2 separate regions of the Mus musculus genome follow, and region 1 is linked to region 2. Evidence: chromatin loops called from intact Hi-C (ENCODE). Cell type or tissue: left cerebral cortex. All regions are shown on one strand. Each heading gives the region's core, and the rest is flanking DNA. Links, peaks and the distances in the headings are about the cores only. Region 1 overlaps Pinx1 (PIN2/TERF1 interacting, telomerase inhibitor 1). Region 2 overlaps Prss55 (protease, serine 55).

Region 1 (15,164 bases), core at 4,542-8,541, 200 kb before region 2:
TTAAAGAAATGTTCATTTCAGAATAAGATCAATTTTTGTCTTTACCCACATCCTAATATTAGTTTGTCTTGTTAACATGGGTGGCTTTGAGAGCGGGGAGTGACCGAAGAAAGCTGTCGTGCTTCCGACTGTTGGTTTTCCACAGTTGGTTACGTGTGTACTCTTTTTTTTTTTTTTAATTTTATGTATATGAGTACACTGTAGCTGTACAGATGGTTGTGAATCTTCATGTACTTGTTGGGAATTGAATTTTTAGAATCTCTGCTTGCTCTGGTCAACCCCGCTCACTCAGTCCCTGCTTGCTCCTGCCCAAAGATTTATTTTTATACATAAGTACACTGTAGCTGACTTCAGATACACCTGAAGAGGGCATCAGATCTCATTACGGGTGGTTGTGAGCCACGATGTGGTTGCTGGGATTTGAACTCAGGACCTTTGGAAGAGCAGTCAGTGCTCTTACCTGCTGAGCCATCTTGCCAGCCCACGTGTTCTCTTGAACACAGACTCTGCACCGGCTCGGCTGTCAGAGTTCCAAGTTCAACACCACCTACCGCTTCCCATTCAGAGGCTGGCCTGGGAGCTTTCTTCCTGAACCCTTGTAGCTAACAGAACCCAGTTAAAAACTGGGTGAATTACTTTATGTAAACTGAATTGCTTCAGTAATTTGGTATCTCTGGCTAGAACAGCTACGGTTCTCTGGAATAACAGCTAAAATTTTAGCCACTAAAGAAAGAGTTTTTATAATGTTGACTGTGAATGCTGTTTTAAGAAACACAAAGCATGCTTTATGTACATTCTTAGGGGAAGCATATGTCCTGGAAATCTGTATGCATACCTTAACTTTTCAACTAACTGTCTGTCTGTCTGTCTTTCTTTCTCTCTCTCTCTCTCTCTTTCTCTTTCTTTCTTTCTTTCTTTCTTTCTTTCTTTCTTTCTTTCTTTCTTTCTTTCTTTCTTTCTTTCTTTCTTTCTATCATTCAAAACAGAGTTTCTCTGTGTAATAGTCCTGGAACTCACTTTGTAGATTAGGCTGGCCATGAACTCACAGATATCTGCCTGCCTCTGCCTCCTGAGTGCTAGGATAAAAGGTGTGTGCCACCACATCCTGCTTAAACTTTCTTAATAAGAAATGCTTGTGTATAGTGCACGGGGCAAACTCCTGCTCAGAAACCCTGCTTCCAGCTGGTTCTCATTGTTTGGAGGTCATTATTAGTGAACACCTTACAGTTGAATCTCACTGATTCAGAGACTTAGGGTCTCCTTCCACAGAGTTCTGTGAAGTTGCTGCTGACACAGTAGTTAGAATTCAGCAGACTAGTCCAAGTTTTTGTTGAGCAAAGAGGAGGACTCTGCTCTCATGGTTCCTGTTTTTCATGTTCATGGTGTGTGCCTGCCTCCCACCCCCAGAGTTTAGTTTATTTTAATGGGTATGGGTGTTTTACTTGTGCCTGTGTGTTGGTATCACATACTTGCAGTACCCATGGATGCCAGAAGAGGGTGTGGGATCACTTGGGACTGGAAATACAGACAGATGTGACTTGCAGCGTTGGGGGTGCGGGGGTGGGAGGACACAACAGAAATTGAATCTGCATCCTCTGTAAGCCAGTGTGCTTATCTGCTGAGTCATATAACCAGCTCCCAGTAGTCTCTCTGTGTGAGAAAACACTAATTTTATATTGCTCTAGTGTAATACTCTAAATGTTGCCCATTGTTTTGTGTTTGCTCTGACTTAACTGTTGATGGGTCATCCACATTTGAGATACAGGTGGGAGCTTCTAAGCAGCTTCCACTAAATATGTATTTATATTCTGTTGACTTTTTGGTGCTGGGAAACAAACCTGGGACCTTATACATGCAAACCAAGGACTATGCTACTGAGCTTTGCCCTAAATACCCCCTCTTTGATGTGGATCTGCTTAAATCTCATTTCAGGTTTATACTGTTTTGTGAATCCAATTAAATAATATTTTAATGAAACATGTACAATTTCACATTAATGTCAGATTTCTGTTCCATGTCTGTGTTGGCATTAGAGCAGGTTTCAGGCTTGCCTCTCACACTTTCTGGTGCTTCCAGGACAACTGGATTGCTCACCAGGATGACTTCAACCAGCTTTTGGCAGCACTCAACACTTGCCACGGTCAGGAAACAGCAGGTAAGGACACTACTACTGCTGCTCCTCCCATCAGAGTCATGTTCCTGCTGTAGGCCTTTCGGACCTGGGTCTCTGATGGACCCGATACTCTTTTTATAGTCTAATGGCGCTGTCACTGAGTGAGCTTTTGCTCCCTGATCTGTCTTGCTCGTCCTAGCAACATTTTCAGTCGTCACAGCTGTGGACATGTTACTTGTATCTAGTAATGCCAGGACCATGACTAAGCATTCTGCAGCAGAAACAGCTGTGGCTCACAGCAAAGAATGCTTAGCTTTTGTGGAGGAAACAGCAGGGCATATTAAGAAGGGGCACTTGGATGCTTCTAGATACTGATAGTGCTGGTGGTCTGCCCCTGGAAGTGGTGATGAAGGGGTTCACTTTATAATTCTTCAACTATACTGGTTTTAAGTGTATCTATATGCTATGTACACATTGTGATAGAAAGAATTGTGAACATTTCTTGAGTGTTTCTGGCATAAAGTAAAATACACCATACGAAATTAATGCTATGTAAATACTAAGATGAAAGTCAGCTAAGCCTTTGACTACCAGAAACTGCGCCTTGGTGAGCATCTGGTGACGTCAGAGTGTCATGACTAGGACGTCATTCAGGCATGAGATGCCTTTGTCACTAGTGTCCTCATGGACCTTTGAACCTGGGATCCTTTTCTCACAGTTGTCCACACCCTTGTTCTTAGTCAGCGAAAACTGTCCTGTGCTGGATTCGGCACTGTTACTGTCACTGAGTGCTTAGTGCTTAGTGCTTAGTGCCTCCGAGAGTGCTCGTAACTGTCAGGTCACAGAGTTCTAAGAACTGATCTCCAAGATCCCACAAAGAAGGGAGACCTGGGATGGGCTGTGTGTATAGAGAAGAGGTGGCTTCTTTTTCAGATTTTCAGGAATTATCTGGAAAGTTCCATTTTCCTCAGTCTGATGGTGTCATAATCACTATTTTCTAAGTGAGAAGTGCCATTTCAGTTGTTGGGACCCTGGCTCACTCAGGACAGACTTCCCTTGTCCCACACTGATGGCCAAGGCTGGCAGGGGATCTGCAACAGCCTCTCCCAGAAATGTTTAAGCAGGGGCAGGCAGTGGGTGTTGTGAAGGACCCAGGGAACTTTGCTGTTTGTAAGGAAGGCTGTGCTTGACCTCACAAATGATAGTTGGCCTTCTTCATCCTCCTCCAGGGTCAGTCTGCATGGGCTTCACTTTCCTTGGTGCCCAAACCTGGTAGTATTTTAGATGATGTCAAAGCTGCATGCAGCTACCAACTTGTAGATATTTCCTGTCTGGGCCACTAGAGGGGGCCAGTAGCCCTGCTGCCCAGATAATGCTTTTAGAGAAGCTTGTCTGTGACTCCACTGCCACCCAGAACTGTGCTCTCAGAAGATTCCTTTTAGGGAAAGCCTGTCCCCAGGACAGACCTGCAGAGCTTGTTTTTCTGCGGTGCCATCCTTTTTGAATGCATTGTCTTCATCCACCTGAATTTTTTTTTTTACCGTACTCGTGCATTGCTTGACATCGTATTCATTGGTAGATGACATAGGAACCTAGCATTCTTTTCTCTTGTTAAGATCCCTTAGTAAATTCAAACTGTTTGTTTTATAGCTAAGCAGACCTTTTGTTTTGTTCTCTTGTAGAACACAAGAGTCAGAATGATCTTTTAAATTTCATTTTTAAAAGTTACCTTTCTCACATACTTGGGTATGGTAGTGTGTTTAAAATCTCAGCACTAGGGAGAAAGAGGCAGGAGGGTCTGTTCAGTGTGAGCCTCGTGTAAATTGTCAGTACATGGTCAGCCCATGTTATACAAGCAGAAAGGGCAGGGGCTGTCAATAAAGTACTTGTTCCACAGTCGTGAGGACGTGAGTTCAGATCCTCAGCAGCCATGCCAAAAAAAGACTAGTAGTGACTGTAACCCCAGGACTGGGGAGGAGAGATAAGAGGATCCCTGGAGCTCACTGGCCAACCTTCCTAGCCAATCAGTCAGTTCTGGTTTCAGAGAAAGACCCTTTCTCAAAATAATAATATATAGCAAGATGGAGAAAGACGCCTAACATCATGCTCTGGCCTCCACAAGCGTGCGTATGCTTTCACACACACACACACATGCAGACATCAACATAAACAAGTCTGTAATCTTATGTGTGTGTGTGTGTGTGTGTGTGTGTGTGTGTGTGTGTGTGCATGTACACACGGGAAGAGCTATCCTGTCTTGCTTAGGCATAGCTTAACAGGTTCACATTAGCATTTCGAGGGCACTTTCTTCTGCCATAGTAACTGCATATTAACCTTCTGATATTTTGTCATTCATTATTTTAAATATTTTGGGGTGGAGAGTGGGTTGCTGAGAAGTTGTTAAATGTAAATGTGTGGTTTGAAGCAGCATCCTCAAAAGTTTTTACTCAGGTATCCCCGAAAAGAGCTTTGAAAGTGTGCCCTAACACTTACAGCAACCCTAGATGCCTGTGGTGAATGGCAGAGGTTGATGCCCACTGTCTTCTGTTTAAAGTATGTAAGCACATACTTCTGTATTTGCCAGGAAGGCTCTAGTTCATAATTCCTTTCCTCTGAAATAACATTTCCATCTCATGTACACCATTGTATCTTAAGGTAATATGTTTATTCTTAATTTTTTTATATAATTGTGTTTTGAGTTAGGGTTGTTAGGTAGTGCGTGGTGGCCTCACATTCATGATCCTCTTGCCTTAGTCTCCCAAGTACTTCAATTATAAATTTGTACCACTATGACTAGCTGTAAACACTTTTATAATGGGCTACATTGTTTCCTAGTGAACTCAACACTTAATACTAATGCTTTCTTTTGGGTTAAGTTATCATAATTAGTATATTACTATTAGCATAACCAGAAAACATATTATAAATTCTGGTAAGTATTCATAAATAAAGCAGGAAAGTCTCTGGCCTTGTGTCTTGTTAAGTTGAAAGGTAGTTTTGATGAAAAGATGGGGGCCTGTTAACCGTATCTGGGTTCCTCATTGATCCCAGAGAAGGGATCCTAAGGTGGTATAAAGCATGTGTGAAAGGAGAGCCATGTCGGTTGTGGCCCTCTCCTTGGAGGAATGCCTGTGGACTCCCAGAGACAATGTGATCCCCTGGCTCAATCCAGGCTCAGGTCACAAGGTGTCTTTGAAACCGAGAGTAGCTCTGGTGGGACCCAGTGCAGTGGCTTAAGGAGCACTTAGTAACCTTGCTGAGCACTGTCTGAAAGCGGAAGTACTGTCTTCACGGTGTTCCCAGCCTGCTCTGCTTCATGCCCCGTTTTGAAATTACTGGGAACTCCTAGGGAGATATGGCTACCTAAGGTGTGCCTCAGTGGGCTTGATGGAGTCAACCCACCACTCCTTACTGCAGGTGATTAAATGATATTCTAGTATCAGGCTGTATCAGTGCACTTAGCCATGTTGAAAAGCTTTCGTGTTACCTCAGTATTGTACTGCTGCGTGTAAGACCAGGAATAGTCATGTGTAGATTCTGGTCTGAAGATACTTTCATTTCTCTTCTTTGAGGGTTTTATTGGCTAGAGAGAACCTTGCCTGACTTTACTTAAAAAAAAAAAAAATCCAATTCTTTGGTAACAGTTCAGTAATAAGTTTTTGACACTTCTATAAAGCTTATGTAAGTAACATCTTTGATGAAGAGAAAGAATTACACAATGTTTAATATTTTACTTCTTTTTAAAGATTCCTCAGACAAAAAGGAAAAGAAATCTTTTAGCCTTGAAGAAAAATCCAAAATCTCCAAAAACCGGGTTCATTATATGAAATTCACAAAAGGTGAGAGCTGGCATTCACTTGTTGGAGTATGTATTTTGGCACTGGGTTTCTTGAGGCACTGTGACTCTCGTCCAGCACTGAGCAATGGCTGCTTGTTTGAAATTCTGAACGGGAGGTCTGGGCAGCCTGGTGGATTGATCTGCAGCAGCCCTGGGTGCCAAGGGCTCAGTGTGATGGCAAGTTCCCTGTGCTGACTTGCCAGGAATCTTATTAAAGTGCAAACTGGGGTGCAGTGGTTCCAAGAACAGCCCAGGGGAGCTTCAGACTGGGTAAGTCCTGTGTCGGCTGAGAGTGGAAGTCAGTGTCTGGTTAGAGGAGATGGCAATGCTATGTAGCTAGATGAGAAAATAATTTGATTTTATGTTCTTCATCTTGACAAAAGGCTTTTAGCCTTTGTTCAGTTCTTAATGGTTATGGAGGATAGTTCCTGTTATTTGGCAGTTTGGATCATTAATTATATCAAAATCTACACTGTAATGACACAGAGTCTCCACAAGTTCTCCATCTCATGGAGTATCGCTGTAGGCATCTCATAGTCATGGCCAGGGTGGTGTCAAGATATGCAGTGGTTGGAAATTGGGCAACAAACCCTCCTTTGCTCCTCACCGCCTTCCTGGCACATTCCCACCTTCCCCATGTAGCTTCTCATTGATGGGTGCACCTTTCCTCTATAGCCATTAGGTGGCAGTCGTGTACAGATGAGAAGCCTCTACTTTGCTTTAAACAAGTCTCAGATGTTTCTGTAGAATGGCCACAAGCTATTTATTACATGCTGTATTTCGTGTGCGCTAGGTGTGATGGTTACTGCTCTGTGGTATCCATACACTATTTAATTGTTCTTTGGGAAATTGGATGTCTGTTCCTGTCTCTATGCCAGGAAAAACATATCTCTTTGCCTTGGTCTTGGCATTTTGGGGTTGTTTAACTCCTAGGACCTGCCTTAATTGCTGTGGGAGACATTTCTGACTGGAAACCGTTGCTAGTAGCTCTCCTTCAGGACCAGGTCCCCAACAGATAGAACTGGGTTTGGAAGAAGTGAAAGGCATGGCAGAGCCTGGGGTTAGGGAACAGAGTGACTTCCAGGCTCTGTGGGAGGAGAGCTGCAATCCCCTTTGTTCCCTGTGTGGTTTAAGGGGCTCCTTTGTGCTATCCATTTCTTTTTCATAGGCAAACACTTTTTTGTTGGCGGCTCATGAGGCTTCTAATCAGGACTTATCTTTACCACACCATAACCCGTTATAGACCAGAAAACTACTTTGCTGCCCCTTAGTCCCTGGTCCCGTAAACAGCCCTTCTTTTTTCATTAGACACTATAGGAAGACTACAGACACTGCAGAAGGGTGTTGCAGAGCACACAAATGAATTCACTTTGGATGACATGCAGCCTCCCCCACTCCCTCCCCTCTAAATGCATGTAGTCTTTTGATTGTCCTTTAGAACCTGACTGCATACCTGACTCACCTGAAGCATTTGCTGACGTTAGGATGAACCTCCCTAAGTTGCTTTAATCTGCTGGATACTGGCTGTGTCTGCTTTCTATTCCTGGTTCAGCCACTCCCTTGCTGGTGACCCTGTCAGACTGCTTGGTGTGTTATACCTTCATTTCTCTCTCACAGTGAGGTTTGCATATTTATCAGCCCTGCTCATGAAGAAAGGAGGCCTTACTGTGCAGAGAAGAAAGAGCTGAAGGTGCATTGTGCTAAGGGAGAGGAGGTGTCAGGAAATAGAGGACCCAAAGGCTGGGAATAAGAAAGGAAGAGGAAAAAGGAGTGGAAATCTAGGTAGTACAGGAAACAGCAGATAACCACTGTCTGCACCATCCAGTGCAAGTTGGTGTTACAGTTCTTTTAATTTCCTAAAAGCTGTTTCTTTCAGTTGTTCTTGTCTCTGGGTATGAATGACAAACATGAACTGTTGTTATCCTAAAGGAGCCTGTCTGGGTCTGCGGAAGCTGGCTTCTGGCTGGTGCTCTCCCAGACACTTCCCTAACCGTTTCCCTTCCTTCAAACTCTGTTTCCTCTTCTGTAACAGAGGAGGTATTTGCAAGCTGCCATGAAGCTCAGTAAGGCTCTGTTCTGTGGTTTTTGAGACATGACCCTTCTTATGGAACGCATGCTCTTCCAGCATTGTGGAAATAGGGGATTTGATGTTCATGATGAAGGTTCCTAGTTCCCTTTGCTAATGAGGATGAGTCATCATAAGCCCCTATGTGGTCCAGAAAACTAAAATGTAGGAAGGCAGTTCCTCTGTACAGCCTCTGTACAGCCTGCTGAAGACCTTCCCAGAGCAAGAGAAGCCTTTGTGGTGGTACACGCCTTTAGTCCCAGCAGTGGGAGAGAGAGGCATGCAGATCTCTGCACCTAAAGCCAGCCTCATGTACATGAAAAACTACAAAATGCCTGGCTAGAGCAAGTGGTACTGTAATATCTGCTACTGCCTAAATTCCAGCTACATTAGTCTTTGTCCTGATGCATAATTACTTCTTTTTGTAGCTTCTACTTGGTGATTTGATTTGGAATAATTAATTACGTAATTTTAAGTTACTATCATCTATATTTGTTTGAAATCTAGCTCCTCCCACTGTTGGTGTATTCTTTTACTTTTTCATTGGGTTCTTATGTCTATCATACTTCCAACCCTTTTTCCACCCTAATCCTTCTCAACCCCCAACACAAGGTAGGAGAGAAAGAAGGTTAGAGGAAAAGAGGGGCTTAGACCTCTTTAAACTACTTCCTGCTGATTAGGATTGTCGGGTTCCTTGAGGCAAGTCTAATCTTCATCATCAGAATATCCAGCAATAGCAAGCCAGCAATCCAGCAAGCCCCGAAGCAGGTGGAGCAGCAGCCACCACAGGCTTTCTCAGGGCTCTCTCATTTATATCCTCTCCAGCGACCCCCAGAATTAAACGGTCTGCAGCTGGTAAAGATCATGCCCCTCCCAGAGCATGAGATAATTATAGCTAATGGCTATGGACAAACTGAAGCAGCCCCATATCCCACACCTGGGATTAAAACAAAAACATATTCATATAACATAATTATGTTTTTAAAGAAACGAAAACTCACTACATTCCACAGTGAGACCCGAGTTGTAAGGGATATTGGTTTTGTACTTAATGTATTCTTGACTGAATCATGTAAATGAATTTTGATGTATCCTAGATAAACCTGTTTTTTAATTTAACAAACATATTTACTAAGGCAACATTTCTTTAGGGTTAGGACTATCTATACCTCATTGATCTTATACCTGTTATAGTCCATTTCCTCTCCAGGTGCCAGACTAGTGGGTGCAGTTGGCATTTGTCACTCTGGGAGTCACAGCCTCCTCTCAGTGACCACAGTGATGATCTGGAAAAGCTGATAACAGTGATTGATAGCCAAAGAGTGACAGATTGATTGCTGTCCTCGGTGCAGCATTCCTCTGTAAAAACCTACACCCAGCCTCGAATGGACTTCCTTATGTCTGCGGCTCCTGGAAGCCTTTCTTCCTGGTTCTCCAGATACAGTTGTAGCTGAGCTAGAACAGCCACAGCTAGGTAGATAACACATGTTTTCTGCCCTGTTTGTCATTTGTCAAAGATCTAAGTTTGTCATCAGTCTTTGTTGTGATTTTTACCATAGATCAGAACTAAAGCTAACATCCACTCAAAAATGAGTTTTACTAGGTGTATTTTGTCCAAGAGTGGCCATAAGTTCATAACACATATATACGATTCAGTCAGGACTATTAGCTGACTTCTAATTTCAAAATCCTAGCTGTCTTGCCATTGTACCCACTTACAGGTGTCTTCCTTACGGACTCTGACTCTCATTTCTTTTCTGTGTTCTTGTTTTTCAGATTAAATCCAGAGCAGGTTCTGTACAGCCCTGGTTTCTACGTTTAAATGAACTTTGCTAGAGGATAGACATTTCTGACCCAAGAATCCATCACTAGAAGCCTAGAAACCCTAGCACTTCCATTGAACATTACTGGCTTCCCTTTGAGTCTGAGATTTGTTCTGAATCTCAATGTGTTTATTTCTTCACATACTAATTGTGAACTGTGGCCCTGAGTTCTCTCTTTTCTTTGAACTTTTGCATTCAGTGAAATTGCTATAAAAATTTATGTTTCTTTCAGGGTTGCTCCTCTTTTTAGGGGCTGGGTTAAAGGGAGCTGGCCATTGGTTTGAGGGTTCTTGTTTGTTTTTGAGTTGGTGTTTCTTTCACTATGTGGCACACCCTGGTTTCGACTGCCCAGTCCTCTTGCCTCTGCTTACGGGGTGCTTGGATTACAGCATGTGTTGTTATGCTTGGTTTCTGATGCTCATTCTGAGCCGTCTTAAGCTGACTTCCACAGTGAATGTGCTTAGCACTAGGAAATGGATTGTACTGGCGGCAGCTGAGGATAGATCACTGCCTCCCAAGGAGCTGTGCACCTCTCAGCCCTGCAACCACAAGTTGTCTCTGCTGCCTCTCTGTTTTTTTATTTCCTATGCTACTGTTTGTGATAAGCATCACTCTGTTCTTATGTAGATTCTCCTTGGTTTTGTTTGTTTGTTTGGGTTGGTTGCTTTTTGACTAGGGATTCTTTTGAGTCTGGGGTGCTAGTGTTGGCTTCGGGTGGGAGGAGAGCAACTCTGGAAACCTTCCCATCCCTCAAGAACAGGTTGTGCCAACTGTACCATCCATTCCGGTACCTCTGCCGCTGAAACTGGTTCTGGCACCTGGTTTTGCATCAAATTGAAGGGTGTTTTGTTTTTTCAATTTTGTAGAGTCACTGAGCAGTGTTATATTTGAATGCACCAGTGCTAATCAGTGAACCAGAACTTTCTGGGTCATGACATTACTTTGTCAAGCCAGTTTTCTGCAGAAAACCAAGACCATTGAGCTGGTGACTGTGGAGCTTGGCTTCCAGCTAGAAACCCAGATTCCTGTATGTGACCTGACCTCCCTTCCCCAGTTTCGTAGGCTTCACACGGAGAGTTAAGCTTTCAGATGCACTTTCCTTGAAGGTGATGGATGGCAGTGGATATGGCTGACTGCTCACAGGGTACTGTTGGGTAGAAGTGGAAATTCCAAAGTGAATTTTAAATTAGTGGTTTGGAGGTTTGGAATTGAGTTAGGTTAGTTTTTAAAACAGGAAGTGTCGATTCTTTGGACACTGCTCTTACCAGAGCCATTTATTTCACTCTAGTCACCATGTAACCTTCTGTTTAACTGGTAGAGCTGTTACAAGTAAGAGCATTTTAAAAAGAATAATTGAACTTAAATTTGCTTTTATTCTTTTAAATTTTCACTTAGCTTTATTGAGATTTTGTGTGTCAAAAAAATAGTCAGTGTGTGAGTATTTAAAGGGTTTGAGGTTATGTGCCTATCGGTATTTTCAGTTCTGTGTTTTGTCTCCTTGAAGAAAATGGGATCATTTTGCAGATAGGAACCCAGAGATATCCTAAGTCCCACCTTGAAGGCACAGTAAGCTGGAGGCCACTTCAAGATGGAGCTTTCTGTGCAGTCCGTGTTCCCGGTTGTTTGCAGCTCAGAGGGCACTGGATGGCTCTGATCCTAAGACAGTCACTGAACCTTTCATTGTAGTCCGTGTTCTAATCATAGTTGTAAAGTGAGGTCAGAGTCAGGACTGACCCTCTGCTGTTGCCTCCTTTCTTTCAGGAGTCACATGTATCTGTGCTTCTCATTTCAAACAAATGGTCTTACTGAAAAGCTTTGTGTTATTTCTAGGGAAGGATCTGTCCTCTCGGAGTGAAACCGACCTGGACTGCATTTTTGGAAAAAGGAGGAACAAGAAGCTTGCTCAGGTACCAGCTGTGGTTGTGCTGCTGTCTGTGTGTCCCCATTCTGCCTCTTCTCTGAGGATGAAAATGTCACAGACAGCTACTCACCTCCCTCCTACCTAAACCTCTGGATGCTGGGGATGAGACGGACAGTGGATACATCCTCCGTTGTACATGATGGCTTGTTTCAGACCCGGAAGGTACCAATGAACCTGTAATTCATAGCCTATTAGATTCCATTGAGCTGTATATTGCACAGAATTTTTGTACTACTTCCAAATGTGAGAGACAGCCTGTCTGTCATCCTAATGTGAAAACTAAAGACTTTAGCTAGATTGATGGAGAGAGTGAAAATTCATTTCAGCTAAGAAAATCTGAAGTTACTACAATTCAATTCCTCTGTGAGTCTGGTAGGCTGTGTCTTTTTGTGCTTTGTTATTTTGTTGGTTCTTGCCAAGGTCTGTGGTCACCATGGAACAAAAAGACAACTTTCATGATCTCTAGCATTTTTCCAGACTGATGGGTATCTTTTTTTCCAGGGTAGTAGATATTTGTTACTCACTGTTTAGAAACTTGAAGAATTGTCTATGATGAGAGACTTTGTCAAGCAATTTCTTTTACAAATTAGGGCTGGATTCCTATGTCACCTAGTCCCTCTCTGCCTCATTCTTTTATCAGGGTGAACATGGAGGAAGCTGTTTCCTAGGGCTTCCAGTGGCCTGCTTAGCCTGGTGGTTGCTGAGTCACATGGAAGGTGGCCTGTCCTCAGTGATGACGTGTTCTGATAGTGGAGGAAAATAGTTTTGTTTGTGTGATTGGTTTTAGATCAGAGTAGATAACACAGTAGATAAAGTAGAGTTGGGATCTGCAGAGCCCACATAAAAGCCAGGTGGATGTAACAGTGCATCTGTAATTACAGCTAGGGGGTCACAGGGGGAGGGACACCACAGAGAATCTCTGGAGTGAGCTGGCTGGCCAGACAGGCAGAGATAGCAAACTGAATGAGAGACTTTGTCTCAATATATAAAGTGAAGAGCGATAGAGGAAGACACCCAAAGTCAACCTCAGGTTTCCATTTATCTGTCCCCATGTGTGAGAACACACACACACACACACACACACACACACACACACACCCCATTCATATGAGAAAGAACTGTTTTAGTCTTGGTTGCTGATCCAGATCCAGGTAAGGACTGCAGTGATAAGGAACCTGGGTTGAGAATGCCAAAGAAGCCCTGAAGCCCAGCTGTACCAAGAGAGCTGCTCCATTCAGTGTCATTGTGTGGCTGGGCTTCACAAGCCTCCAGGTGCCACACAGTCACCTGTGGAGCCTGTTGGCCTGCAGATTCTGAAGTCTGCCTGTCTTTGGGGTATCTGGGTATTATTAGCCCATGTGCACAGTGAGGAGATGAGTCTATATTACAGCCATATGCATGCAGAAAACAATCCGTTTAACTGTGCTGAGAGCAAGCAAAGGTCTCCCTATGTAGTCCTATCTTGGATATACATTGGGTTTGCTTTTGAGTTCTCGGTACAGATGCACCTTCCTTAAGTAGTGTTGCTAAGAAACCTTACCATGTTACTTACAACAGTCTGCACAGCAGGGCAAAAGGCCTTTGATCAGATTGGTTTGGAAATGCTTGTTTTGTTTGGCTCCTCTTCTCAGCTGGGTTATTGTGTTTCCTCCCTTGACCCCCATAGCAACACTGGCTTGAATTTATGTTTCGCATTGCCAAACATTGTGCCTAACAATTTCATTGTATCTAATGTCTTAAGAAATCCATCTACTGTATTGTACATGTGGACTTTTTCATCTGTCAAGTACTTTTGGCAGGACAGTGAACATCTTAAAAGACAAAGGACTTGCTTTGTATCCAGTTCTGGGTTCCTAACTCGTGCATCATCCAGTATGGCAATGGTAGAGGGTTCAGTAAATAGAAATTTAACTGTACATCCTCTTGTACGAATTGGACTTTAGTTTTTAAATATTTTTTAAATGATGCCTTGCATAACTTTGGGGCTGGTATTTATTTGAATATCTTCTCCTTTAGGAGAAGTTCAAGCTGCCTTCGGTGCCAATCACCATCCTCTGGTGTCCATAGTACATTTTTGAGGGGAGATTATTGGATAAATATTTGCTTGTACTACTTTATGTTCTTGAAGATGATTTGTCAGAGATTGGCTTTCAGACATTGTCTCAGGCTAGAGTAGTTTTCCAGATTGTTGCTGTTTCTCATTGCTGCGGGACATAAAGCGTCAGTCACCACAGGCCTCTGCTCTGACTTCTCTCTCGGCTCACGGTATTGGTGCTCAGCATTTCTTGCAGCTGTAGAGGCTCTAAGAGGATCGTAGCTCCTGCCTGCATCTGGCTATTCAGAAGAACGTGCTTAATGAGTGAAGGAGCATCACAAACTGTCAGTTACTCAGAACTGCTAGTAAATTGCTCTGTGCAGGCATGGATGGCTGTACCTGTCTAGTTTTTGAGTTCTTTCGTTCTTCAACTTGGTTCTACGTTAGTTGGAAAACAGTGAAGCAGAGTGCTCCCTAAATTGGATTTGCCTGCATCCTCTATGGAGACAAAGAAAGGATCTTGTATACTGAATTGAAATTACTTGGCCCTTAGCTTGTTACTTCTGGGAATTATGTATATGTTCTCAATGGGGGTGGGGCTGCGTTGGAGAGTGTCATTTCTCCGTGTGTGTGTGTGTGTGTGTGTGTGTGTGTGTGTGTGTGTGTGTGTGGTTTGTGTTTCTGTGTGTGTCCCACAGTTTGCAGATTGAAGTTAGAAGACACTGAAAAACAAATTCCATTAGTTCCTATCTGGGTGAACTTCCTGATACTTTCTAGTTTGCTCCCCCTCTCATTTATTTTCCCTCCCCCACCTTCCCAGTTTCCTTCCTCCATCCAGCTTATTTCCTGACTCAGCCTTATCACTAGAGAAAATACTCCTAAACCGTATCGAGGCTTGGAAATGTGTTACTAACAGTCCCACTTTGTTTCTTTAAACAACAAGCCTCTGGCATAGGCTCCTGGCAAGTAAGTGTTTGTGTCGTCACCACATGACCTGACTGAATTAGAACCCTGCATTGTTTTGTGTATACTTAAGACACCAAATTAATGATGGCTTTCTTTGTATGGCTTCTTTAAGTCTGTGCACCTTTCTCATTTCATGTTACACATCCGCTTTAACATGTCTTGCTCATTTGATCTGAACACTACTTCCATGCAGACCCCTTTCTATTTGGTTAGATTAATTCATGAGGCATTTTAGACCATTCTTCCTTTTCCTGGTTGGATGCAGTATCTTAAATCTCTTGTGAAAGAAAAAAAATTTTTTTCTTCAAAATGTTAAAACATTTCTTACTTAAAATATCTTTGAATTGGAGGCTTGTTTTTATCCATTCATTCCAGATTTCCATGCTAATACTCTATACTAGTG
Region 2 (15,164 bases), core at 4,632-8,631:
CAGAACCAAGACCCGTGTCAGGAGTGGGAGCTAGAATGGCTAGAACATTCTATGACACCTAGTTCCTCCCCTGCTGTTCAGTGGATGGAAAATAAATACATAAGAAGGAAAGGGCGTACCCCTAGGTATGGTGGGGAGGAGGCTTATTGCAGATAAAAGAGAGATCGCAGCCAGAGGTAGGGATGTCTGGAAGAGTCCAGAGTGGACATGGCCAGGCTGAGCTGGGCCATGTAAGGAGATGAGGAGGAGGAGAACCAGGCGCAGCAGCTAGGAGGCCCAAAGGTACAAAGGCAGGCAACCAAAATGTCCGGATTAGTAGGGGAGAGCTGCCCAACCCCCTGGGCTAGAGAAGTTTAGGGTAGGAGGTGGGGTATACCAGCCATAATATCCTACCTGTATAACAGGTAGAGACTGAGGGGTACAGGGAGAGCCTCGCTTTGGTATGTTCAGTAGGCTCCTCGGCCTACTTTCAGAGTTTGAAACCTAACATTCAGAAAAACGAGTCCAATGAACCCCTAGCAATGTCCCTAGCAGACACTGTCCTCCATGTACCCGATCCATGACCAGAATAGTATAATGGCTTCCGAACATCAAGGAAGCCCCAAGAAGGTACCCCAAGAAGATACAACCTGGCGAGGCCCACCTCTAAGCACTAAACTGAAGGCAAGAGACCTGTTCCAGCAAGGGGGGAGGACTCAGAAAGACTACCCAGGAATCATCCTTGTAAATGAAGGCCACTTTATCCCATGCAGAAGCCCTCTGCCCCTGATGACCAGGCTCCTTCAGGTCCTGCAGCCCTGGGGATGCCTCTGTTAGCTTTAAGAGCAGTGCTCTGCTATGATAACATGCATGGAAGTTAAACCGGAGCCTAACACCCAGTGCTAGGCAGCTGCTCTGCAAAATGTTGCAAAGTGTCTTCTAAACCAAGGGTGTGAACGGACCAGCACCAGATCTTAGACATCTATCTACACCAGGGGATGAAAAGTTCTAGCTGGCGTAAGAACCTTCATTCAAGCACTTGTAACTTTATTTGTAATAGCCTCAAACTACAAGCAGCCTGGAAGACCTTTTAACTACCTGGTTAAGCAGCCTGTGGTTTATTGAGACCACAGATGCCGCTTGCTGATACAGCCACACAGAACTGCAGGCCCCAAATAGAAAACTTGGAGAGTCCGTATGTTGTACTAGAGTCACCTTCAGAACCTACCCCTGATGAGGGAGGTTGTGAGATACAATACCTAGCATCTCTGGTGTGCTATTTATTTTATGGCCTTCTGTGGTTTCATAATTAGTTTTAAATAAAAGGGAACAATCAAAACTCCAAACATAGAGGGCCGGGGATGTAGTGGCTATTCCTGGTTGTCAACTTGACTATATCTGGAATGAACTGCAGTCCAGAATTGGAAGGCTCACCTGTGATCTTAATCTGGAGGCTGGGAGATACAGATTCTGTCCTGGACCTCAGCATGGAGATCTTGAGGCATAGTGGCTATGAATCCCAGGAGGCTAGGGCAAGGAGATCTCTGAGTTCAAGGTCATCTGGGACAAAGCAAGTCCCAGATCCAGGTGTGGTGGCACACACCTTTAACCTGGGCTACACCTTCTGCTGGAGACCTACAAATGGACATTGGAAGAAGGAAGATTTTTCTCTCTCTTGGACTTCCATTCACAGCTGCTGCTGACCATTGTTGGGAGTTGGACTGCAGACTGTAAGTCATCAAGAAATTCCCTTACTATGTAGAGACTAGCCATATGTTCTGTGACTCTAGAGAACCCTGACTAATACAGGGGAGATGGCTCAGTAGATAGTGCTTGGCCCATAGATGTGAAGGCCTGAGTTCAACCCCTAGAATCCACGTAAAACAAGTCAGGCATGGTAGTGTATGCCTGAAATCCTAGAACCAAGAAGGCAGAGATGGTTTACTGGCCGGCCACCCTGGCCTAATCTCAACCTACAGGCCAATGAGGAGAACTTGTCTAAAAAAAAAAAAAACACAAGGTGGGAGACACACACACACACACACACACACACACACACACACACACGTGCTTCTCCACCCCCAAATTCTGGGTTCCTCCCATAATCTTGTCATCACACACCAGAGGCATGGGCAGGCATTGTTGAAGTCAGCTGAAGATGGAGACGCAAAGGCCAAAGACAGCAGTGGCCTAGAAACATGAGACACCCACCAGAGAAAAAGGAGCCTGTGAGTGTAGTCTCCAGTGGCTAGGAAGCAAATTCTAGGTGCCACTGTGACATGGCCTTAGGTTTTGTATCTCTGCTCTGAGTGGAGCAGGATGCTTTCCCACATCTCAGATCCAGAGAGGCCACCCCGGGAGCCAGGGAGGCGTGGGGCAGGCTGGCAGCAGCTCCTCACTGGTTCTGTTCTCTGTGCTCTGTGGTTACACACTGTTATGCCAAAACCCCTGATAAGCTGTGCTTCCCTGGAGCCGGTGTGGACTGTACAGGTTGCCAGAGACTGTGGCAAAGCCTCTACCTGCTCAGAGTTGGCCTGGACATACATACCATCAAAACCTTCCCATGATCCTGCTGGGATGCCAGGGTGGAGATGTTCTGTATGGCTTGGCAAGGGAAATTCGAGGTTTGCTTTCAGATGCCAGCTGCAACCCAGCCACTGTGCTGGAGACCTCTGGATCACATGGTAGTTTAGCTTTCTTTCAGCTTTCTGTTCCCAGTGCTCTGGATCAAACCCAGGACCTCCTGCATGCTAAGCAAGCACCCCACCATGGAACTACAACTCCAGCTTCTATTTCTTATTTTTGAGGAACCTCCATACCACTTCTCACAACTGATAAACTAGCCCACATTCCTATCAGCATTGCACATGGCTTCTTTTTTTCCCACACCCTTGTCAACACAGACTCTCCAGTGGCCATCATTCTGATAGATGGAGGTGTTCACACATGTGCTCTTGGTCTATTTCTCCCTGGTGACTGGTGATGCTGACCGTTCTCAAATGCTCACTGGCTGCTTTTTAAGAAGCCTCTCTGCTCACTTTAAAAATCAGGTTGTCTTTTTGCTCTTGCGTTGTTTGTTCCTTAAATACTTGGATAATATGAGTATTACTTGTGAACTTGACAAAATCTGCACTCAACTGGCCAGGGAGTCTCCACGGGGCACTGTCTGGATTATAGTGGCTGGTGGGCATGCGTCTAAGGGATTTATTAGTCGGATGAAATGGAATGGGAAGTTCTACCTGAATGTAAGCGGCTCCCTAAGGGAGAGACGTGAGCACAGCACTCCCAGTTCATTGACTCCTGAATGCCTCCTACTGCTGTGTCTTCCTCACTGTGTTTAGCAGGAACCTGGAACCCTGAGTCACAGCAACAGGAAAGTTACCCCTTATGAGATATTTGCCAACACTTACCGCTGTTTCTTTACCAGGTGCATGTTTTTCTTTGTCGTGGAGAGAGCGTGTCTGTTTGGTGGAATCCAAACTGTCTTGGTCTGGCCTGTTGGCTTGTGTTGCCTGAGTCTCCTGGCTCAAACCCAAGCTTGGATTTTCCACACAGTGTATAGGGACTAGACCACAGTGCTATCTGGAGTCTTCTGACATCTTTGACTTGTGTGTGTGTGTGTGTGTGTGTGTGTGTGTGTGTGTGTGTATCAAGGGTTCCACCCTGAATGCATCGGTCAGATAGTTCCAGTTTTACTCTAAGGAAGGGACCAAGCGTTTCTTCATGACAAATGGCTCCTACTACCCTTTCCTGCAAGAAGGAGTTGTTCAGCCTCACCAAGGTAGGCAGGGCATCCAGCTATCTCCCCAGGAGCCTCAAAATCCCTTGAAGCATCTCTCAATACCTGGTGGTCTTTTCTGGTTGTTATTTGAAAGGTTGATGGTCTATTATTCAGCTGCCTCTTTGGTCAGGAGCACTGGGGGTGGGGTGGGGGTAGGGTTTCTCACATGGTTGGTTAGCATGGGCATGCCAAGGCCATCATGGTGAGGATAGCACATCCCACCTCAGAGCAAATGGAGTTCTCCCTCAGTCTCACGAACACTAGGCCAGTGGAAGCCAGTCCTGACCGGCTGATTCTCACAGCTCATACCCTGGACACAGCTTTAGCATTGCCTGTAAGAGGAAACTGCTTTGTGCTCCAGCATAGTCACAGGAACACTTATCCTGGGTCTTTCAGGCCACAGTGGTCCTCTATTGATACCTCTGAGTGCACTTTACTCACAGATGCAAAATATGGGGGGTGTTGAGCTTCTCCTAAGATGGGGACTAGGATCCACCTGTCTGTCCTCTTTTTCCCAGCACAGGAACACACACACTTACCACTCTGACTGACTCGATACAGCACAAAAGAAGGAGGGAGGGAGGGAGGGAGGGAGGGAGGGAGGGAGGGAAGGAGGGAGGGAGAATGAGCACATCTTAAAGTCAAGGTTGTTTCCACTTCCAGGGCAAGCAAGTCTGGGGCTGGGAGAAGCCCAGGGTATCCAACTGCTTCCTGTACCTCTTGACCTTCAGCTATGAGGCATGACCTTTACAACTTGTTGAGCGCAGATGGCTTCTAAAGGATATCCTCCCAGGACAGTGCTCCCAGACCTCACTTTCGGGCCCTTGTATACAATGCTGTGAAACAAGAAGACACTGCCAAACACTGGCAAGCGAGAGGCCTTTAAGGTGGCCGTGGGGGAAGGCAGGACCTATTCTGGCTGAGGGAGCAAGAAAAGGACCTACTAGGAATAACTGTGATTTAACACCACAGTACCCAAATGTGACAGAGACAGGATAACTGAGTTGATATCTTCTCCTCGCCTCATACATAGTCATGCTCATAGGCACACATGCAAAAGCACCCCTTTCTTTGAAGGACCCTGTGTAAGTCTACACAGACATGGGATGGAAACTGTATGTGGCAGAAACCCCAATGCCATATCCTTATCAAGTTAAGGCCCCCGTTCTCCTGAGGCAGACAAGGAGGTGAAAGGCAAGCAGGTGGGGGAAACTACAGGGAATCCTGAACCAAAGAACAAAGGGGTTCTGGTTGGGGGAGTCCTGGGAGCTGCATCAGGATTCCCAACGTAAGTCCTAGGACCTTTGGCATTTAAAAGAAGAACACAACAGTTAGCTGGGACTAAGCGGTTCACTTCCAGCATCCCAGAGGCTGGAGGAGCCAAGTTCAAGGCCAGAGCAAACTACATAGCAACACTTATCTAAAAACAAAACCCACACAACACAACAAAACAAAAAGTCAAAACAACCACAACCACAACCACAACAATAACAAAAAAATCTGAAAACAAGCCACACAACAAGGAGCAGTTAGTGACTGCCACCTAGTGGTGGTGAGCGGGGCAGCCGGACCGTGTACCCGAGGATCCAGGAGCCTTCACTGGCATCCTTGTCTTCTCTACTCCATCCTGGCGTTACGGTGATTCTGACCCTAGAGGTTCCAATCAAAGACATGTGCCATTGAGGCTCTGGGACGCCTGGAGTTAACTGAGACACTCCATCTCACTGTCAGAAGGCTGGGGCCAGGCTACACTGACCTGTCTTACAGGGAAGGACGCTGCAACCACTGACTTGCTAGCTTTCTTTACTGATCTGGGACACATTTCTTTTTCTTTCTTTCCTTCTTTCTTTCTTTCTTTCTTTCTTTCTTTCTTTCTTTCTTTCTTTCTTTCTTTTGTTGTTGTTGTTGTTTTGTTTTTGTTTTTGTTTTTTTAAGACAGGGTTTCTCTGTGTAGCCCTGGCTGTCCTCGAACTCACTTTGTAAACCATGCTGGCCTCGAACTCAGAAATCCGCCTGCCTATGCCTCCCTAGTGCTGGGATTAAAGGCGTGCACCACCACCGCCCGGCTGGGACACATTTCAAATGTGTACAGGCTTGAGGTCAAGGGCATTGAGGTCGACTCAGAAGTGAAAAAGCTGGATGCTGGGCCTGGTCCCATCCATCCAGGACCTCTGGGAGCAGCATCCCTCCGATAGCAGAGACCTCTTGCTTTAAGAGTGCCGCTACAGTTCACAGTGCAGCTAGTTGAACAGGTCAGAGCCGGTTTGTGGAACTGAGCAGAAGTTACTGCCAGACTCCAGTGGCCAGGCACAGCGTAGGACTACTATCTCTTTGCTCACTTCAGGTGCCCTGGAATTTAGAGGCCTGTTAAGTTCTCTTTGGGAGGAACTAAGTTCGGAGTAGTCTCCCGCAACGACAGCCAGTCTTGAACCACTCTGCCATCTTGTGGTCACATTGGGGAATGACAGCTCTACCAGGCCAGTCTCATCTCAGCAGCTTATTAGCTGCATCTGTACATAGTCTGCCCTTGACTTCCTCCAGGCTCCTTCCATTTGTGAGGTCTAAAAACCACTACCAAGGAGCTGCCCTCCTCAGGTCTGGCCCTTTTCCCCTCTGCCTGCACTGTTTCTACCTGTCACAGGCAGTGACATTTTTGTGCTGTTATCTGCCCTCCCCAGTAGCATGGAGGGCACGCATCCTGCTCCCTGCTTCATCTAGGTGGCTGAAGCAGACTGACGCGACTCAGCAAATGTTTGATGATTGAGTCAAGACCATTACATAGCTTTCTGTAGACACCCACTGTTTGGTGTATCTGAAGGTAGCTTTATGTAATCTCGTAGGCAGTTTTTCTGTGCAAAACTCTATTTCTGCCTTATAGGAAGAAGCTCAACAAATAACATTTCATGGCACATATTACAGGGATACTACCATTAATATTCAAAACCATACATATCTATACATATCTATACCTATGTCTATATATCTATACCTGTACTTATTTCTATATATATATACATATACAAACATACATACATACATACATACATACATGCATACATACTGGTCACACTTGATTTTCTCTGCCATTGTATGGCAGGTTCAAAGATGGACTTGTGCATTCTATTTTGAGGCCACTAGAGGACTCAGTAAAATAAGAGATTAGTTTAAGACCATCTCCTGAGTAGATACTCTGGGATTTTTGTCCCTTGCTTTCTCTGATTGGTACCTGAGAGGTTAGGAGACCATAAAACAAGACATGTTCTGGGGGGTGTGGACAAGGCCGTGTGGGCAGAGGGAAATGGGTAAAAAGGGTAAACTGAGGCAATAATCTAGAGACTCATCAGTTCTCAACATCGTCCTCTTGCTGCCTTAGTCTGCTTGGATGACTGGGGAGAGGGTCATTGTTGGCTTACATAATTCTGCTAGGCTCCTCCCAGGGACCTAGCAACAGCTTATGTCATTACCTGCTGCCATTATGACTGCCAGGTGTGGGCAGTGTATAAAAGGACTGCTCACCACCCCAGTTCTCTCTCTATCCCCATGGGTTCCGGGCCAGTCTCTCTCTCTCTCTCTCTCTCTCTCTCTCTCTCTCTCTCTCTCCCTCCCTCCCTCTCCCTCTCCCTCTCCCTCTCCCTCTCTCTCCTCTCTCTCCCTCTCCCTCTCCCTCTCCCTCTCTCTCTCCCTCTCTCCTTCTCTCCCTCTCCCCCTCTCTTCCCCTCTTTCCCTTTCTGTTCTTCTCCATCCCTCTGTCTCTGCTTCTCTGCCTGCATGGCTCTGTTCCCATCTGACTCTACCACTTCTCCAGGCCCTCACTCCCCTCTCTTCCCATAATAAACCCCCTTTATAAAACAGGTTTGCTGCATTGTGTGATTTCTCAGGGGCACCTTGGCATGGGCCCACCAGGTACCTGCCCCCTAGCCCCACCATATTATAGTTCATAACAATCATAGTGGATCCTAAACTCTCAAATTGGGCCTTCAACTGAAAATTCACTTCTGGAAGTCTGAGCTTTCACAGTCCTCCCTCTGTCCCTGTCGCCTGTGTCCAGCTGTCCCCCTTAAGGACATGAGCCACCCTGGGCTCAGTCTCTGTCATCAACTCATTGAACTGTAGTGACATTTTTAAAGACCCCCTGTGTTAGTACAGAATATGTGACAGAAAGCAACTTAGCGGGGTTTATTCTGGCTCACAGTTTAAGGGTACAGTCATCCTGGCAGGCCTGGTGGCAGGAGGCAGCTGGTCACATGGCATCCACAGTGGGAAAACAGATAATGGTGAACGCTGGTGGTCAGCTCACAGCCTTCTTAGTAGACAGGACTCCAGCCCTTGGTATCATGCCACCCACATTCAGGGTAGCATGCTTCCCACTTCAAGTAACCTAATGTAAAAACCTCCTCACTGACATGTTCAGAGGTCTGTCTCCTAGCTTCTATTTGCCCTGTTGGTTGACAAGCAATAGTAACCATTATAGCCCCTTCTCCAAACACAGTCACCTTGTGAGGTACTGGGGAGATGGTAGGACTTTATCAGAAGACCATCGGGAGATGATTGGTTTACTCCACCTCTGTCAAAAGCCAGCTTCAACATCACAGGGTAAACTGAGGCAGGCAGCAAAAGGGGTATGACATCGGCATTTGGTGCCAAACGATGCTGACTTTGGGCAATTTGGCTCTTTCTTACTCTTCTGGTACCAGAAGCCAGTGGCTTCTGCCAATTTTACTTCTGCTGAGAGCAGTGGGGAAATTAAAAAGGCTTAGGGACTTGGATTCTTTTCTCTTTGGCTCAAGGGGCCTCCTGGACAGGCAAGAGGTTTGGGGTTTGTTGACTTTTTGTGAACCAGAGAGAAAACAAAGGAAGATGGACACACACACACTGACCGGGCCTGACCACCTGTTTCATTAATTTCACAAGCGCACATGCATACTTATATACATACATATACCTACATACATATGTACATATGTATATGCATACATATGTATGTACATATATATAGACAGACAGACATGTATACATTTGATGGATGGGGCAGAGCCCCAGCAGCTACACTTTATTTTTTCTCTCAGCCCATCTTTTACCTTCTGAGACAAAAGTTCTTTATAAAATTACCTCACAGATGAAATGTTACACACAAGGGAGTTACGGCTGTCAATAGTAAGTTCACAGCAGTGTTTCATTCTGTAAGCTCATTATAAGTTCACAGCAGCAGTTTCACATGGCCTTGCTTTATCATCGTGCACACCGTGGTTTCATCCTTGGACCTGACCTAGAGGGACTGTTTTTCCTTGATCACAAATCTGTCCCAAGCCTATTTCTCTTCTTAGTGTAATTTATGAAGGCTCATTGTGTTCCTTATAATGCAGCCTTTGCTTACTATTCTATGAGTAGGCACATTCTATTCTTGATTCTAACTTTATATATATACATATATATATATGTATATATATATACATATATATACATATATATATTATATATAATACATATATATTAAAACAACTAAAACCATCTCCTTAAACTTTCTTCCAAAGATTGTTTGAATCAAATTTGGAATGCTATAAAGTCATTAATTAATCTTAAAATTAATTTATGAAAGTTTATATTCATGTTGATCTGCAGGAAGTTTGCCCAATAGGGTGGGCAGATGCCCAGGACTCACTAAGGTATGCAATAATGGCAGGAAAGTCATATCAGCAGGGAGAAGCAATCCTGGGATGAAGTCTCTCAGGCTGTGCCTCTCCAGAGTGCATGCATCTCAGCCATGTAAAACAGGGCCATCTCCAGGAAATTCACTTGCCATAGTCTTTTCTGGCTTCTGTCACACCCCAATCAGGCACACACCACCTTCTTTTTCCATTTGCCTGTTCAGTCTTCAGAGAATCTGAGATCTGCCAGTCCAGAATAGAAAAGGACTATGTTCCCGGGGTCAGTGGTCATGAGGATAGAAAACCCAAGATGGTCTGGATTCCTTTGTAGGCAGAGAAACACACAGGTACAAAGGTCCATATGGTATAGTGTTCTTTCCATGGGTGAACTAGCAAAATCCTAAATTGAGAACTGTCTATCTATGGCTAGGCTGGCCACCAGCATATCTGTACTAAGTGCCAAGAGGGTCTTTTCTTCTCAGAGGGCTGACTGAAGCCTGTGGGTTGGGACAGATCTGTGGCTCTTAAGTGCTTCAGTTTGTCTCCACTCATTTTAGAGTGAGTCTCTCTCCAATCCCGGACTTCAGTCTCTTTTTAACCAGTTGGATTAGGATATTAAAGCCAACAGTACAATATAAAATGATGGTGTGATCCCCAGCTCCAGTGTCACCTAAGCCCTGTGAACTTGGCCAAGTCACTTTTTGTCTTTGTGACTTATTTTCCCATTTCATAATTAAACAGACCAGGTGACTTCAATTCTAGAGCCATTTCTTTAGTTTTTTTTTTAAGTCTATGTGTTTGTGCCCAAGTGTTGGTATGTGTACCACAAGTGTGTAAGAGCACAAAGGGGTGAGATGAGGGCATCTGCTCCCATGGAACTGGTGTTACAGGTGGCTATGAGCAGCCTTGTGGGCACTGGACCTGGGTCTTCTGCAAGAGCAGCAGGCACCCTTAACTACTGAAGCTTCTCCCTGCCTCCAAGGGTGATGGGTAGGAAGGGACTTCAAATAGGACGAATGAACGGTCTCACGGTTACTATCCACACAAATCAGCAGCTAGGTAAGGCCCCTCCCACAAGAAATCAGCTTGAACTGGCAGGTGGCTGAGAGTGACAACAGAGTTCAGCTGAGAGAGCTGTTAACAGTATGTCCCACCTGGCTGTATCAGCATTCAGCCCCTGAACCAGGGCTTCAGCCTATCTTTGGGGTTCTCTTCTGTCTGTCCACACCTCCAGGTCCTCAATGTTTGTTCAGATTTGTAGTGAGCCCCAAAGCACACTGTAACTTAGGGTTAGGGTGGATCAGAGACTGCATTGTTTTATTTCCAGTTGGACAAGGCTCTAAGCAGTGCAAAGGACAGCAGACAGGGCAGGAGCCAGCTTTGGGGGCAGTTCAGGGCTGGGGATTTGGAGAGCTGATTGTTCTGTCTGTTTTTCTTCTTGTTAGAGGAGCTCTGACCTCTAAAATCCAGGGGCTTCCCCTCTGTCTGGGCTATTTTCTCAATCCACAGGGTATACTTTGCCAATACAGTATATATCCCTGGGAAGCCTTTTTTTCCACAGCTCTTGCCCCAGCTGATGATGCCCACCTGGTACCACCTACTGCCAGGATCTGTGGTGCAGACAAGCGGTCCCCCACTGTCACCCTGTGGACAGAGAACACAGCTCAATATTAAGTCCATTTTAATTGCCCATAGAGGCTGGGCACAGCTCATTCAATGAGGAGGTAGCCATTGACTTACCAGGATACTCAGATAAATCTTGTTATCACTGACCAAGGTGACTGCCCCATCTTGGACCCACAGGGAAGTGTGTGGCTAACAGGTAGCTTGTGGAGCAATAGGTACAAGGCACAAGGCCAGCAGTGTGCAAGATCAAAGAGAGAGTGCAGAAGTCAGGCAGAAGGAAAATTGAACCAGGGGTATGAGGATTTTGGGTTTTTTTGTTTGTTTGTTTTTGGGTTTTGTTGTTGTTGTTGTTTGTTTTGTTTTGTTTTGTTTTTTAAACCAGGCTCTGGAAAAGGCAGAGAAGAAAAATATAGGAGTGTTGAAGAGAGGACTCAGCCAGGATCTGACTTAAACTCCCAGAATCTACATTTAAAAGTCTAGGTCTGGTGGCCCAGTGCCAGAGAGGCAGAGACAGGTGGAAGACACGGTGAAATCCTAATGACTTAGTGTTCCTGAAGACCTGAGATCTTTTGTAGGCATGCTTCAGGCTGGCTGGGTGTGTGTGTGTGTGTGGGGGGGGGGGGGTGGCAGTGCAAGGGCTACTGTATATGTGGGCTTCACACAAGACTTGGAATCCCTTCAGAATCCTGTGACTCAAGACTGGCTCAGACTCTTCGTCTTTCTGTCTCTGTATGTCTCTCTGTCTCTGTCTGTCTCTCTGTCTCTCTCTCTCATATGTGTGTGTATATGTGTGTGTGTGTGGGTGTGTGTGTGGGTGTGTGTGTGTGCAAGCGTGCGTGCGCCCATATGTATGCTCCCAAGTGTATATGTGGGTTCTAATGCATACAGAGGCAAGCGAACAACTTCTAAAGTTCTAAAGCCTTAGTCATTGAGTCTACTATTGATCTTTTGGTTTTGGTTTTGGTTTCAGTTTGCTTGCTTGCTTGCTTGCTTTTGTTTTGCTTTGAGACAGTGTCTCTCACTAGCCTGAACTTGCCCAGTAGGTTGGCTGGTCCTAGAGCCCCAAGGAGTCTCTCTCTGCCTTCTCTCTGCAGTGCAAGTGCATGCCACCTGGACTGGCTTTTTTTTTTTTTTTTAAACATGCATTTGGAAGACCAGACCTAGGTCCTCAGTAAAGCGCAGGCAAGCGCTTTACTGACTGACCCCTTCCTGGTGCCAGCACTTTAGAATCTTAATCTATTCCCAGGGGGGCAGAGGAGATATTCTTGCAAGGGAAACACATAGGGGCTACTGCCCCTCATTACCTGGCAAGCATCGTAGCTCTCATTACCATATGAGGCACACAGCATGTTTGTGGTGAGGCTGGGAAACATCTGTAAGCATTCCTCCCACTCTATGATACGCATGGGCACCTTCATCAGATCCGTTGACATAGATTCCTTGTCAGCTGGTACAGAGAGAAAGCACATTAGACAAGCTACCAGGTGGGCAGTCTCTACGCAGATAATGAAGCATGATGGTGGCCTGGAGACTGCTTCAGACCCTCCTTCAAAGCCCCAAACCACTCTCCTTTGTATTCCCCACAGACTCGGTTTTCCACAGCCTTCAGACAGCCCGTGCCTTGAGCCGTCAATCATCACATAAGCCTTTCTGATTAACCCCGCCTCCCGCAAGTGCTCTCTTATTCAGAGCCTGTCTTCTTCCAGACTGACTTCACCAAGCTCCAGGATTTGACTTCCCTGGGAGCACACGGGTGAGGATTTCCCAGCTCCTCCCATTACTATTGTTTATTACGTGAGCACAGCCCTCCACACTTAGCCCCATCCCTGCTACAGGGCCACAGAAAACCCATTTGTAGCATAGTAAAAAACAAACAAACAAACCACACACACACACACACACACACACACACACACACACAATTTGGTTTTCCAGCATTGATAGATTGGCTGTATTGCCTTTTTTAAAAGATTTAAACTTAAAAACAAAAAATTATATGTATGTGTATATATCTGTGTGTGCACAAGCACACCAGAGTCAGTGCCCACAGAGGCCAGAAGAGGGCAGCAGATCCCCCGGGGCTGGAGATACAGGCAGTTGTGAACCTCTCAACACAGGATCTGTGACCTGAACTCAGACCCTCTGCAAGAGCAGATGCAGCACACCCGCTGACCCATTCATTTCTCCAGCTCCTGGCTGGTTCTCTAGAAGGTGCCTTGTTTGCATCTGAAATGTCTCTCACAGCAAATCCACATTTTAAACGTTTGTTTCTCAGTGGATGGGGCTAATTTTGGAGGCTGTGGAACTTTTAGGGGCTGGGGCCCAGCTGGTATAAGTAGGTCTCTAGGAGCAGGCCTTTGAAGGTGATTCTTAGTTCCTGGTTCTGTCCTGTTATCTGCTCTCTGTCCTACTGTAGTGTGGGCAGTCTCTGCCCTATGCTTGTTACCCCTGAGCCCTGCCTTCCCCAATACAGTGGATTAAGATCCCTGAAACCAGGAGCCCAAACAAACCTTTCTTGCCGTAAGTTTCTGGAAGATATCTCTGTCTCATACAAAAGTAATTAGTGTAAGAGGGATGACAGGAACCAATGTCTTGGCCTCCATTAGCAAGATTCTCAATTCTGATCACAGATATGAGTAATTATTTCTCTTACAGAGTGCTTTAACCTCATAGGTCACTCTCCACTTCCTTTGCCATTTCTAAGTTCTGTCTGGAGCCAGCAGCCATCCTCTACCTGACTCCTTCCACTAAAATGCTAAGAGAAGCCAAATCCAGCCTCCGCTCATACGAGGCGTCTTCATGGGCCTAAGGCTTGCTTTAGTTTTAGGCTGCAGTCCCTCTCTCTCTCCTACCAACTGCTTTGCTTGCAGGGGTGTCTTTGAGGATGGGGGGTGTCTTTGGGGACAGAGGTATCTTTGGGGACACTGCAGTGGGGATTTACTCCCATATTCTGCTCCACATGTTTTTCTATTTTGACCAAATAATAGTCTAACATGTAGTAAGTGATAACATACACTTCTAAAAGTAGTTGAGTAACAGTACCTTCAGAAGCCCAGGGCTGCGCATTATGAAAGCCTGTAGGGACCAGGTAGGAGACATTACTTGGTGAGAACTAAGAATAGAACAGAGGGGCCTTTGGACAACTCTGGTGGTTGAAATTCCATTAACACACACAAACACAACCCACTCTGTGCTGGTTGACCACACCCAGGGATTGGTTCAGAGCTGGCATCTCAGGTGCAGCATCTCTCTGGCACCCAGGAGAGACTGAACTGAGGCTCCCAAGATCCCAGTGTGTGGAGATTTCCCCCACTGAAAGCCATTCCACTGCTCTCTCTGTCTTGCCCTTCCTCATTGCTGCCCCAGATCCCGTAGCTCTTGCCCCAGCAGTTTCCACGAGGCCCTGTACAATCACATACTTGAGTTGGTTACGCCCCATCCTGCCACCCAGCATTCGTGCCAGCTGGGAGGGGCGGGCCAGAGAGGAAGGCAGATGGGCACCGTCAGCTCATTGAACGTCAAGGGCTTGGCTAGCAGCAACAAGGCAATGTCGTTGTCCATGTTCAGCCGTTTAAAGCCTTTGTGCCGGATTATGGTGGTGACCTCTAGTTCCACGGGTGAAGTAGTTAAGTCATTGGTTCCCACTCTGACTCTGAGATCTGTTGGGCTGGTGGCACAGAAGCAGATGGAGAAAAGAAGAGAAAAGGAAGCCCGAGTGAACAGAAGCCAATGAGACTGCAAACTCTACAGCTAAGGTCCTTCTGGAAGCCTTTAAGACTCACCCCACTGGGGCAGTTTCTCAGGTTTAAAGGTTTGAAGAATGCAGAAAGAGCATGCTATCTACTTGTCTTGTTGTGAGCAAATATTTGGCTCGAAACTGTGTGAGGAGAAGCTTGTCTGGGCTCAGTTTAAGGTGTAGTGGTTTCTCATGTAGAAGGCACCGGACGGGAGGGTGAGCCTACCTGTCCTTATCTGTATGAAATGTGAGTGGATGGAGACTGTGGCCAGAAGTGGACTGACTCACCTAAGTCTATCGCTCAAAGACCTACTTCTTCCATTTAGGTCCAACCTCTGAACCTTCCAGAACCTCCCAACACAGCACTACAACCCGGGGACCAACAGCCTCAAATACA

What was found. A loop is a pair of places that touch in the nucleus more often than their neighbours do. Peaks named below come from ENCODE experiments on the same cell type or tissue, not always from the same donor. Only the 100,000 strongest peaks of a DNase experiment are listed, where the experiment ranks them.
Region 1: a loop joins it to region 2, with 8 times the contacts of the local background. A loop is called at or near these places in 10 of 42 quality-filtered maps.

Annotation. Positions count from the first base shown.
Region 1 is chr14:63,866,443-63,881,606 of GRCm38, forward strand. It overlaps Pinx1 (PIN2/TERF1 interacting, telomerase inhibitor 1), which reads left to right. Exons shown (of 7, transcript NM_028228.3): 4 at 2,077-2,155; 5 at 5,860-5,952; 6 at 11,670-11,746. Among named protein-coding and RNA genes, the nearest start is that of Pinx1, 14 kb to the left of the region's middle. In left cerebral cortex, for the core only: a CTCF peak has its summit at 6,629 (motif pointing right); DNase peaks (open chromatin) are centred at 6,112 and 6,642.
Region 2 is chr14:64,064,746-64,079,909 of GRCm38, forward strand. Prss55 (protease, serine 55) reads right to left here. Exons shown (of 5, transcript NM_001379522.1): 3 at 14,451-14,698; 4 at 12,336-12,478; 5 at 10,696-11,049. The coding sequence ends at 10,723. Among named protein-coding and RNA genes, the nearest start is that of Prss55, 13 kb to the right of the region's middle. In left cerebral cortex, for the core only: CTCF peaks have their summits at 5,310 (motif pointing left), 6,212 (motif pointing left) and 6,894; DNase peaks (open chromatin) are centred at 5,337, 6,221 and 6,994; H3K27ac peaks cover 335 bases.